Regions from separate parts of the Homo sapiens genome. Here region 1 is linked to region 2. The links are chromatin contacts, found by Hi-C in ENCODE. All regions are on one chromosome and are shown on one strand. The core of a region is the stretch at or near the end of the contact, and the rest is flanking DNA. Distances in the headings are between cores, read along the strand shown. Region 1 holds the start of CEP78 (centrosomal protein 78). Region 2 overlaps LOC105376093 (a long non-coding RNA gene).

Region 1 (4,725 bases), core at 1,068-3,567, 1.7 Mb after region 2:
TCTTGCCTTCAAAGGGCTTTCAGACTCTGGAAGGAAAACCATCTAAAAAGATGTTTATCATTGGATGTTCTAAGTGTTATGCTACAGGGATGTCAGGGAGCACAGCAGTGAGGTGCTAAACAAGCAAGGGAGGAGAGATGAGGGTTAGAGAGAAACAGGCTTTCTAGGGAAGGTGCCCCAAACCAAGGCTGGGAAAAGAATGGAAGTTAGCCGACTAAATAAAGGAGCAGCCTATGAAAAGACCCAGACAGCAACAATAGGACATCAGAAAGTTCAAGCAGTTCTGTGTATCTAGAGAAGACATGCCAGGAAGAATGTAGCAAGGAGAGAGACAACAGAGATAGTCAAATTATGAAGGAGCTTGTATGTCAAGCTACGTGACATAGATCTGACACTGAGGGCAGTGAGAAATCTTGGCTTTCTAGGGGGCAATTTAATGGATGAAGAGATCTATCTGTGTTAGAAGTAATCTGCCTAGAGTGGGGAAGTTAAGGCTGAGCAGAAGACAAGAACACCCAGAGAAACTGTAAAATGTCAGAAGGGGTGAAAGCTGAGGGTAGAAACCTGACGAACAGCAATATTTAGAGTGGATATGCAAGAGAAGCCAAAGAATGAGACTGAGAAGAAGAAATTCGAGAGGTAAAGAAAAAGAAATCAGGTGGCTTCATGGGAAACAGGGAGGAGGGAGCTTTAAAAAGGTAATGGACACTACATTAATTGATGCTGGAGACTAGAAAGAAAATGGATAGAGCAACAAAGAAATCGTAAAGTTGGAAACAATTTAAATTACCATCAACAGAAAAACAGACACATTACTGTATGTTTCTACATGGAACTCCCATATAACAACAGGGAAAATAAATGAATATCTCTATATGTCAACACGGATGGACCTAGTAAAGGTAACGATAAGTAAAGTAGGAAAAGAAAATATAGAATGTTATATACTGCTTACTTACATATGTAGCAGAAATATAAAGACATACATTGCAACGATGAATACCAAGTTCAGAAGAGCAGTTATCTCAGAGTCAGAGAGTAGTCGTGATTGGGAAGGTGGTTACACAAAGCTCTTCAACAGGAATGGTAATGTTTCATTTATTAAGCTGGTTTATGAATATACAAGCGTTTACTATATTAAGATTTGAGCATGTCGCACATAAAAATAATTGGTGACCATATCTCCGGAATTTTAGAGACGCCTGCATATGTGTGTTGGAAGTAAGTTGGAGTATCCGGAATGCAGTGGGTGGAACAGGAATGCAATAAACACAATGTCTAAGGCTCTACCGGAGGACTATCATTGCTCTAGCAATTGCATACCAATAGAAGGAGAGGTCAATTATCTGGATTCTTCCACTTAGCTTCCACTTAACTTCCCCGTTCCTCAGTTTCCCCTTTTGTAAAGTAGAATATAATAGTATATTCCTTGAGATGTTAGGAGAATGAAATGATTTCATACTTAAACATTGCTTAAAATAATCCCGAGGACATTATTTCAAATAAGTACTAGTTACAAGGGAGTTAGCCAACATCATCGTCAGTACAAAACAAACTGATTCACAGCAAACACAATAAAGTCCTGAATTCATGAAACACTCTTCAATTTGCCAGGAACCGTGTGAGATATGCAGAAACTACAGAAATTAAGGCTTATTTGTAGATATTAACACAGACATAAAAGATTTAATGACCGCAGTTCACGTTCAATCAGCCGTTCCCACATCCCTTGAGTGCAGTCTCTGTGCTGGCTGGACACTGCAAGCACAGACACATTCCTCAGATGTTTAGACTTTTTTTAAAAGTGCGTTGTTACATCCACATTTCACTTTTTATTTTCTTTCTTTTTTTGAGACGGAGTTTCGCTCTTGTCGCCCAGGCTGGAGTGCAATGGCAAGATCTCGGCTCACTGCAGCCTCCGCCTCCCGGGTTCTAGCGATTTTCCTTCCTCAGCTGGGATTACAGGCGAGTAGCTGGGATTACAGGCGCCCGCCACCATGCCCGGCTAATGTTTGTATTTTTAATTGAGACGGGGTTTCGCCATGTTGGCCAGGCTGGTCTCGAACTCCTGACCCCAGGTGATCCGCTCGCCCCCGCCTCACACAGTGCTGGGATTACAGGCGTGGGCCACCGCGCCCGACCACACATTTCACTTTTATTCGGATCGATCAGTAAACTCTTTCGCAAACCCTCAAACTCTCCCGACCACTATCTCAGGTAGCAGCGAACTCACCCGTCCTCAGGAGGCGGGACCTGCGTGCCGACGCACAGCGAGCACGTTGACGTCTTGGCGCACCGTTCCACGGCACCGCCCACCGGCTTGAATCCCGGCGCCTCAGAGGACTATGAGGCGGGCGCCAACTGCTTGGGCCGCAGGGCGGGAGGCAGCGCGGGAGTGGGGCGTTGAGGGGCCGGCCTAGCTTGGGGCTCTGGCCTTGCGTCTTCCGACCGAATCACCGCTCCTGAGCCCGGTGCGGGGCTGCCGCTATCGCCTGGCCGTGGGTGCCGGAGCGGCCGGGTTGCGACTCAGCGTTCTTGGGTGGGCGCGGGCGGCGTCTCCGCGGCGGGCATCCCCCGAGGCCGCCCTCGGGCCATGATCGACTCCGTGAAGCTGCGCCGCGACAGCGCGGCGGACTTCTTCTCCCACTACGAGTACCTGTGCGCGCTGCAGAACTCGGTGCCGCTGCCCGCCGTGCGCGCCTGTCTCCGGGAGGGCGTGCTGGATTTCAACGCCGACCGCCTCCGCGGGGTGGACTGGGCGCCTCTGCTGAGCACCCTCAAGATCAATAAAGACCTGCCCTTGGTCTCCATCAAGAGCTTCTTCCAGCCCTGGCTGGGGGACACAGGTTTGTAGTTCCCGCCTCCAGGGCCCCTCAGTCGGTGCGGCGAAGTGGGTTTTTAGGTGAGTGGTGTCCATTGTCGGGGTATGTGTGCAATAGAAGGGGTGTGCGGCCTGGACACTCACGAGCTAGGTGAGTGGCTTAAGGTCTCTAGGGCTTCAGTGTGCTCATCCGTAACATGGGCTTAATAACGAGACCCAGGTTATGTGCGCCTTCGCAAGGATTCCCTGCGCTGCTGATGCCTGCAGAGCTCTTAGCACAGTTTGGGACATCATTAAACATTTGACAGATGTTACCTATTTTATTGAATGACTTTGATTTGCCTGATAGAGAACTAAGCAGGTAGGAAATTAATACATGTCAGCCTTTGTCTTTTTTTTTTTTTTTTTTTTTTTTTTTTTGAGACACTGTTTCACTCTGTCGCCCAGGCTGGAATGCAGTGGCAAGATCTCGGCTCACTGCAACCTCCGCCTCCCGGGTTCAAGTGATTCTCCTGCCTCAACCTCCCGAGTAGCTGGGATTACAGGCGCGCGCCACCATGCCCGGCTAATTTTTGTATTTTTAGTAGAGATGGGGTTTCACCATGTTAGCCAGGCTGGTCTCGAACTCCTGACCTCAGGTGATCCGCCCGCTTCGGCCTTCCAAAGTGCTGGGATTACAGGCATGAGCCACCGCGCCCGGCCTGTCTTCATTTTTTAAGGTGTATATAAGAAGTTTGTAAAGTGCTTTACAAATACAAGCCATTTGTAAATGTATAGTGGTATAATTAGGGATCCAGACTCTCTGATTATTCGGAAAATATGTTAGGTCAACTATGATATATGACAAAATGCTGTTATTCCTTTGAGCACTTAGCATTTTCTACATAATGGAGGCAGCTTCCTATAGACGCTAGCTAGGTAACAGGAAGGAACAGTTTGTGCAAAAGTTTTGGAAATAGGAGAGAGTATGCAAGCTGAGTTACAGGACTGGAATTTAGGTTTGAGAAAGAGCAGAGAGAGTTGAGGCTGGAAACCTTGTGGGGGCCAAACAGGGAGGGTCCTCGTTTGTCCTGTCATAGAGTTGGATGTTTATCCTGAAGGTTTTGGGAAACCGCTGTAGGATGATGAGATGGAATTTCCGTAGGAGCTCAGTCTAGCCTCCATATGGAAGACAAATTAAAATTGGAAGGATGGTGAATTGTAATCTAATGGCCCAAACTAAGGTATAGAAAAGAAGGGCTGGGGCCGGGCACCGTGGCTTATGCCTGTAATCCCAGCACTTTGGGAGGCCAAGGCGGGGGGGTGTGGATCACCTGAGGTCAGGAGTTCGAGACCAGGCTCACCAACATGGTGAAACCCCATCTGTACTAAAAATACAAAAAAAAAAAAAAAAAAAATTAGCCGGGCGTGGTGGCGGGCACCTGTAATCCCAGCTACTTGGGAGGCTGAGGCACGAGAGTTGCTTGAACCCAGAAGGTGGAGGTCGCAGTGAGCTGAGATTGCACCGTTGCACTCCAGCCTGGGCAACAAGAGCAAAACTCTGTCTCAAAAAAAAAAAAAAAGAAGGGTAGGATTTCAGATATCTAAGAGAATGGATGGGCGTGGTGACTAGTTAGAAGAGGGGGGCAGCAAGTATGGGTGACAGTTTACAGCAGCGTCTGTAAGTGAAACACAGCAGCGTCTTTCCATGACACAGCCGAGTTAACTCGAATGAGATTGGGGGTGGGAGGAGGATCTCAGTTTGTCTTTAATGTTTTAAGAGGGGCCTGTGGGGCATCCAAATGTGTCTGCTAGGCAGATCTGGGCCCAAGATTTAGGCTTTGTGGGAGGACAGGTATTTGAAGGCATGGGAGGGACCTAGATTACCCACAAAGAAGATCCAGATAATTGTAGGTCTGAAAGGT
Region 2 (4,826 bases), core at 2,211-4,710:
TCTGTGATATTCTGTTATAGTGCAAAAAATAGACTGAGACATTCTCTATCTCATATCTTCACATCATTCACCCCATTGAGGTTTTTTACTCAAATATTACCTCGTAAGAGAGGCTTTCCTTGACTGCCACATCCCAAAGGGTCCCTGTTGCCCCCCTCTACCATCCCAATACCTCTGTATCTTCTTTCCATGCTTAATTTTCCTTCATAGCACTTATTTCTATGTGGTTTATATCATTTGTTGATTTTTTTCCATGGGGGCTGGTATTCATCATGTTGAGTGCTAGATTCCTGACACCTATAAAGGTACCTTGCACACAATAGGTGCTTAATACATAATTTGATGAATAAATAAATAAAATGAGAAGTGAAACCATCTACTCCCACACAGCTTACCATCCATATCAGGGGTTGGCAAACTTTTCCTGTAAAGGGCCTGATAGTAACTATTTTAGGCTCTGTGGCCATATGGTCTCTTTCATAACCATTTAACTCTGTGTTTGTAGCATGGAAGCAGTCACAGACAACATTTGAAGGAATGAACATAGGACTGCTCCAATAAAACTATAAAAACTGGGCATGGACCAGATTGGGCCTTTGGGCTATGGTTTGCAAACCCTGGTGTTGGTGAAACTGATTGTACTATTTGGCTTCATGAATATGACCTTATTCCTCCTCTGTCTTCATCACCATGATTTTTCCACTCCAGGAACCTCTTGCTCAGAATAATAAAAGTTGCAAATATCTTTGGAAAAATTTATTTGAATGAACATCATACTGTGGAACCCTTCACTGAATTGTAACAAATGGATTTTCTCTCCAAGACTCTTCAAAATTCTGTCTCAAAATTCTTGCCTTGCTGTGTCTACCAGTCCTAAACTACTATATCTCAAGCTCCTGCAATGAAAAGCTTGCTTTCATCCACACCCTCAAATATCATCAATATTCCAACTTATTTTTCCCTACTCAATGGCGAAGATGGTCAAGGTAGTGATCTCCCTGAGTGCAGTAAGCAATTAACTTCAGTGCTGTGTGCTAGAATTTTCAGAGTCCACCATAGTGAAGGGCTATCCCAGAGGAAGTTATCATGTTGTTTCTGTTGCTTTTGCTATCATGATTGCTTGGCCTCCAAATTAAAGGATATACTAATTCACTCATTCATTAACAAATATATATGTTGAGAGCTTATTACACACATGTCCTCATGCCAGTTAGTCTTGATAGACATGTATAAGTAAAAACCAGGCAACTTTGCTCTGTGGAAATATGATAGAAAAAGATAACCTTTCCTCCAGTGATTAATGACATTTATGTTTACTTTCTGGAACTTTAAAAAATTGTGTCACCAGGGATTTTGACATGGAAAGAAACATTTACTCATTAAAATCGAGAGCTTCTTGGTTTCTTCAGTCTCCTAGGTTCAATAATCCACAAGTCTGCAACTCATAGTGCATATATCCAGGAGTTTTCTGGAGGAATGCCAGGCATGGCTGAAACAGCAATCTTTTGACCATAACTACTGGGGGGGGAAAGCAGCCCTTGCTGTAATCATCGTTCATAAAAACTCTGGAATTTACTTGCACAAAGAGCTCATTGAGAGCTGACAGTTCTGCTACAGCCATTCCTTTCTTTCCAAGGAGGAAGCATCAGAAAAATGAGTGGCCCAGCTTGTGCCATTTCTGCAAAGGGAGTGTTCAAAAGTCGGTGCCTTGGGTATCAGCAGGCTTGGCTTCCCAAATGGGTGGAGGTAGCAGTGTGGTCCTGGGGAGAGTGCCCGAGACTCGAGTCAGGGCCTAACTCTGCCAACTGAGGTGAGTCACTGAGCCATGCAGGGCCTCTATGTCCTTGTCTTGGAAATGGACATGGGAAAACAGTAGCACCTCATTTACAGGAGGCTCGTGTTAAATCAGCCAAGAAGATGGAGATTAAATTGTTGTATAAGTCAGAATCTCTTTACCAGTGCTAGTCGCTGTTATTATTTCATTAAGGCATGGTTAGAGTTGCCATTTTAGCAGTTTTACAAAAGACTTCCCTCTCACCCCACCCTCAAAAGTCTTCCCCGTAGTGCCAGGATTTCTGTCAACAGAAAAGCAATCTTTCTTTATCCTATTTATCCTCTTCTTGTTTGGACTCTTTTAAAATGCAAGCACCTCCCCAAAGGCATAATACATCAAAGTAATTCATACTAACACAGATGTGGCTTCTTGAATGCTTTGTTTCTCTCAGGAGGGATCAGGTGGTTAAGGATGGATAATGAAGAAAAAAAAGATTACTAAAAAGCTAGGAAAAGTCATTTTAAAAAGGAGGAATGCCCACAGAATAACAGAATTGCCTTAGCCTTGCAGAATTAAAAGATTAATGGTTTTTGAAGTGAAATGTAGGCAGGTTCCTTTTATATAAAATAGAAAAAAATCAAAGCTATAGTGGGAGTCTCAGAGTCTCACCCACCATCTCAGCCTCACGCTGATCCCTCTACAGCCCACAGGCCTCTCTGTGGAATCCCAGGGCTCTGAGAACAGTTTGAAAACCACTGCTGGCTTACCCTCCACATTGCAGAGGCAAAATGACCTCCAGGAAGAGAGATGGAAACAGCCACTCTTCTAATCAAGTGCTGGTGGCCCTACATAAGAACAAACTAATAATAATCAACATTTATTGAGATCTTACTAATCCAACGCTCTTTGGCTAAATCATATGCATTATCTGATTTAATCTCCAAAACAACCGTATGGGGTAGGTACTAATTTCCCTCCCATTTTACAGATGAGGAAACTGAGGCTTAGAGAGGGTAGGAAAGTCAGACTGAAGCCAGCTACTCCCTTCTGTCATATTGTTTTTGAAGAAAACTTTTATTTGTCCCTCTCTGCCCCTTGGCACCACAGATGTGATCTAGAATTTCTGTAGAACATATATTTAGATTTCAGTACAAACATACATTGTTTTTAGCCTGGATTGATATTTTAGAAGAGGAAGGAAGAATTTGAATTAAAATAGAAAGTTCTTTTGTGGGTGTAACAAGTGAGTGAGCATACAGGCTTAGGCACATGATGAGGTTCTATTTTCCCCCTATGTTGCCAACTCTGGGTCATTATTATTTTCTTTTCAAACCTAGCTTAAGCTTACTGAGTAAATGAAGAGGGGGAAAGTTGACATACTGCAAATAACAAAATACCCCACTTTAAAATCTGAAATTCATAGCTGGACCTGGTGGCACGTGCCTGTAATTCCAGTTACCCAGGAGGCTAAGGCAGGAGAATCACTTGAACCTGGGAGGTGAAGGTTGCAGTGAGCTGAGATCATGCCACTGCACTCCAGCCTAGGGGACAGAGTGAGACTCTGTCTCAAAAATAAAATGAAATAAAATAAAATAAAATCTGAAATTCCGATGGAAGAATTACTCTGCAAAGCAAAACAACATTAAGTGCTGTTACTGCAAAAAAAGAAAACAAATCTGAAACTAAGCTCATCATGGAAACTTTTAAGTGAACTCTAAAAGAGAGAAAGAGAAGGAAAGAAACCCAATGAATAAGGGCATTCTTCTTTCAGTTTAAATGTGCCAGAGAGAAGTGAAAAATACTTGATTCTCTCACTGGCAGGAACAGATAACCATTTTTGTATTAGTCACCAGCAAAGTCATCATTTACTTGGTTTTAACAGCTTCAGAATTATGAAATAGTAGTATTTCAAGACTCTGAACATTCTGCTTCAAGATGAGCCAGCCTCTCTTAGAGATAGAAAGATGAAAAAAATGGGGCAACTGACAGGCAGGCAGCTCATGCTGGTTTTTGAGTTATTTGTCTCATTCTTGTCTATTTGCAAGAGCTTGTTGCATGTTACAGACACTGACCCTTGGCTTTGGCATGACACATTTTTTTGAACTTTTTTTGTCAGTTGATTTTGTACCTGGCACATTTTTCAGATAAGGGATTTGTATCTGTTTATGTTCAAATATTTCTGTTTTTTTTTTCTCTTAAGTTTGTGGGATTCCAGTCTCTGTTAAGAAGGTATGCCTCATCTCTAGTTTGTACATACTCTAGGTTTTCTTACATGATTTTTTTGTTTTAGTTTGCATTTGAGACTTCATTCTTTTCTTTTCTTTTTTAAAATAGAGATAGGATCTAGCTCTGTTGCCCAGGCTACAGTGCAGTGGCCCAAACATAGCTCACTGCAGCCTCAAACTCCTGGGCTCAAGCAATCCTCCTGTCTCAGAAAGTAGGTGGGACTACAGGCACATGTCACGATGCTTGGCTACATTTAAATTTTTTTGTAGAGATGGGGGTCTCACTATGCAGCCTGGACTGGTCTTGAACTCCTAGCCTCAAGTAATCCTCCCGCCTCGGCCTCCCAAAGTGCTGGGATTGCAGGCTTGAGTCACTGTGCCCAGCTCTGAGCCTTCATTCTTTATGTAATTTATACCATTTTGTATTGTGTGAGACAGAGGTCTACTTTTATTCTCTTTTTGTGACTTGGTAGTTGTGTTAGCATCACTTATTAAGTAACCCATTCTTTTTTCCTTGAGTTGAAATAACACTTTTGTCAAGTGTTAAATTCACACCTGCATGGTGTGGAAGGGACTTGAAAAGGTCCTTCCCTTCTGGGACCCTCACCCCTAGTGGCTTTGATGCCCATCAGAAGATCAGCTGAGGCCAGGCGCAGTGGCTCACGCCTGTAATCCCAGGACTTTGGGAGGCTGAGGCGGGTGGATCACAAGGTCAGGAGATCGAGACCATCCTGGCTAACACGGTGAAACCCCATCTCTACTAAAAATACAGAAAATTAGCCAGCCGTGGTGGCAGGCACCTGTAGTCCCAGCTACTCGGGAGGCTG

What was found. Hi-C counts contacts between places; a loop is a spot of excess contacts on that map. Pooled maps may share reads with other maps.
Region 1: a loop to region 2 is called in a map with no recorded cell type, with 8 times the contacts of the local background. The contact joins the promoter of CEP78 here to the enhancer-like site in region 2. A Hi-C loop is called at or near these places in 1 of 168 maps with a recorded cell type or tissue (tibial artery), 1 of 37 single-sample maps with no recorded cell type and 2 of 50 pooled maps.

What each region holds. Positions count from the first base shown.
Region 1 is chr9:78,233,758-78,238,482 of GRCh38, forward strand. It overlaps CEP78 (centrosomal protein 78), which reads left to right and starts at 2,318. Exons shown (of 17, transcript NM_001330691.3): 1 at 2,318-2,846. The coding sequence starts at 2,594. RefSeq lists an enhancer at 2,047-2,716 and a silencer at 2,342-2,711.
Region 2 is chr9:76,559,056-76,563,881 of GRCh38, forward strand. It overlaps LOC105376093 (a long non-coding RNA gene), which reads left to right. Exons shown (of 3, transcript XR_007061584.1): 1 at 1-1,810. Among named protein-coding and RNA genes, the nearest start is that of GCNT1, 100 kb to the left of the region's middle. Within about 2 kb of position 3,461, at least 5 of the 41 ENCODE cell types and tissues checked have a DNase peak (open chromatin) inside an H3K27ac peak, as active enhancers do.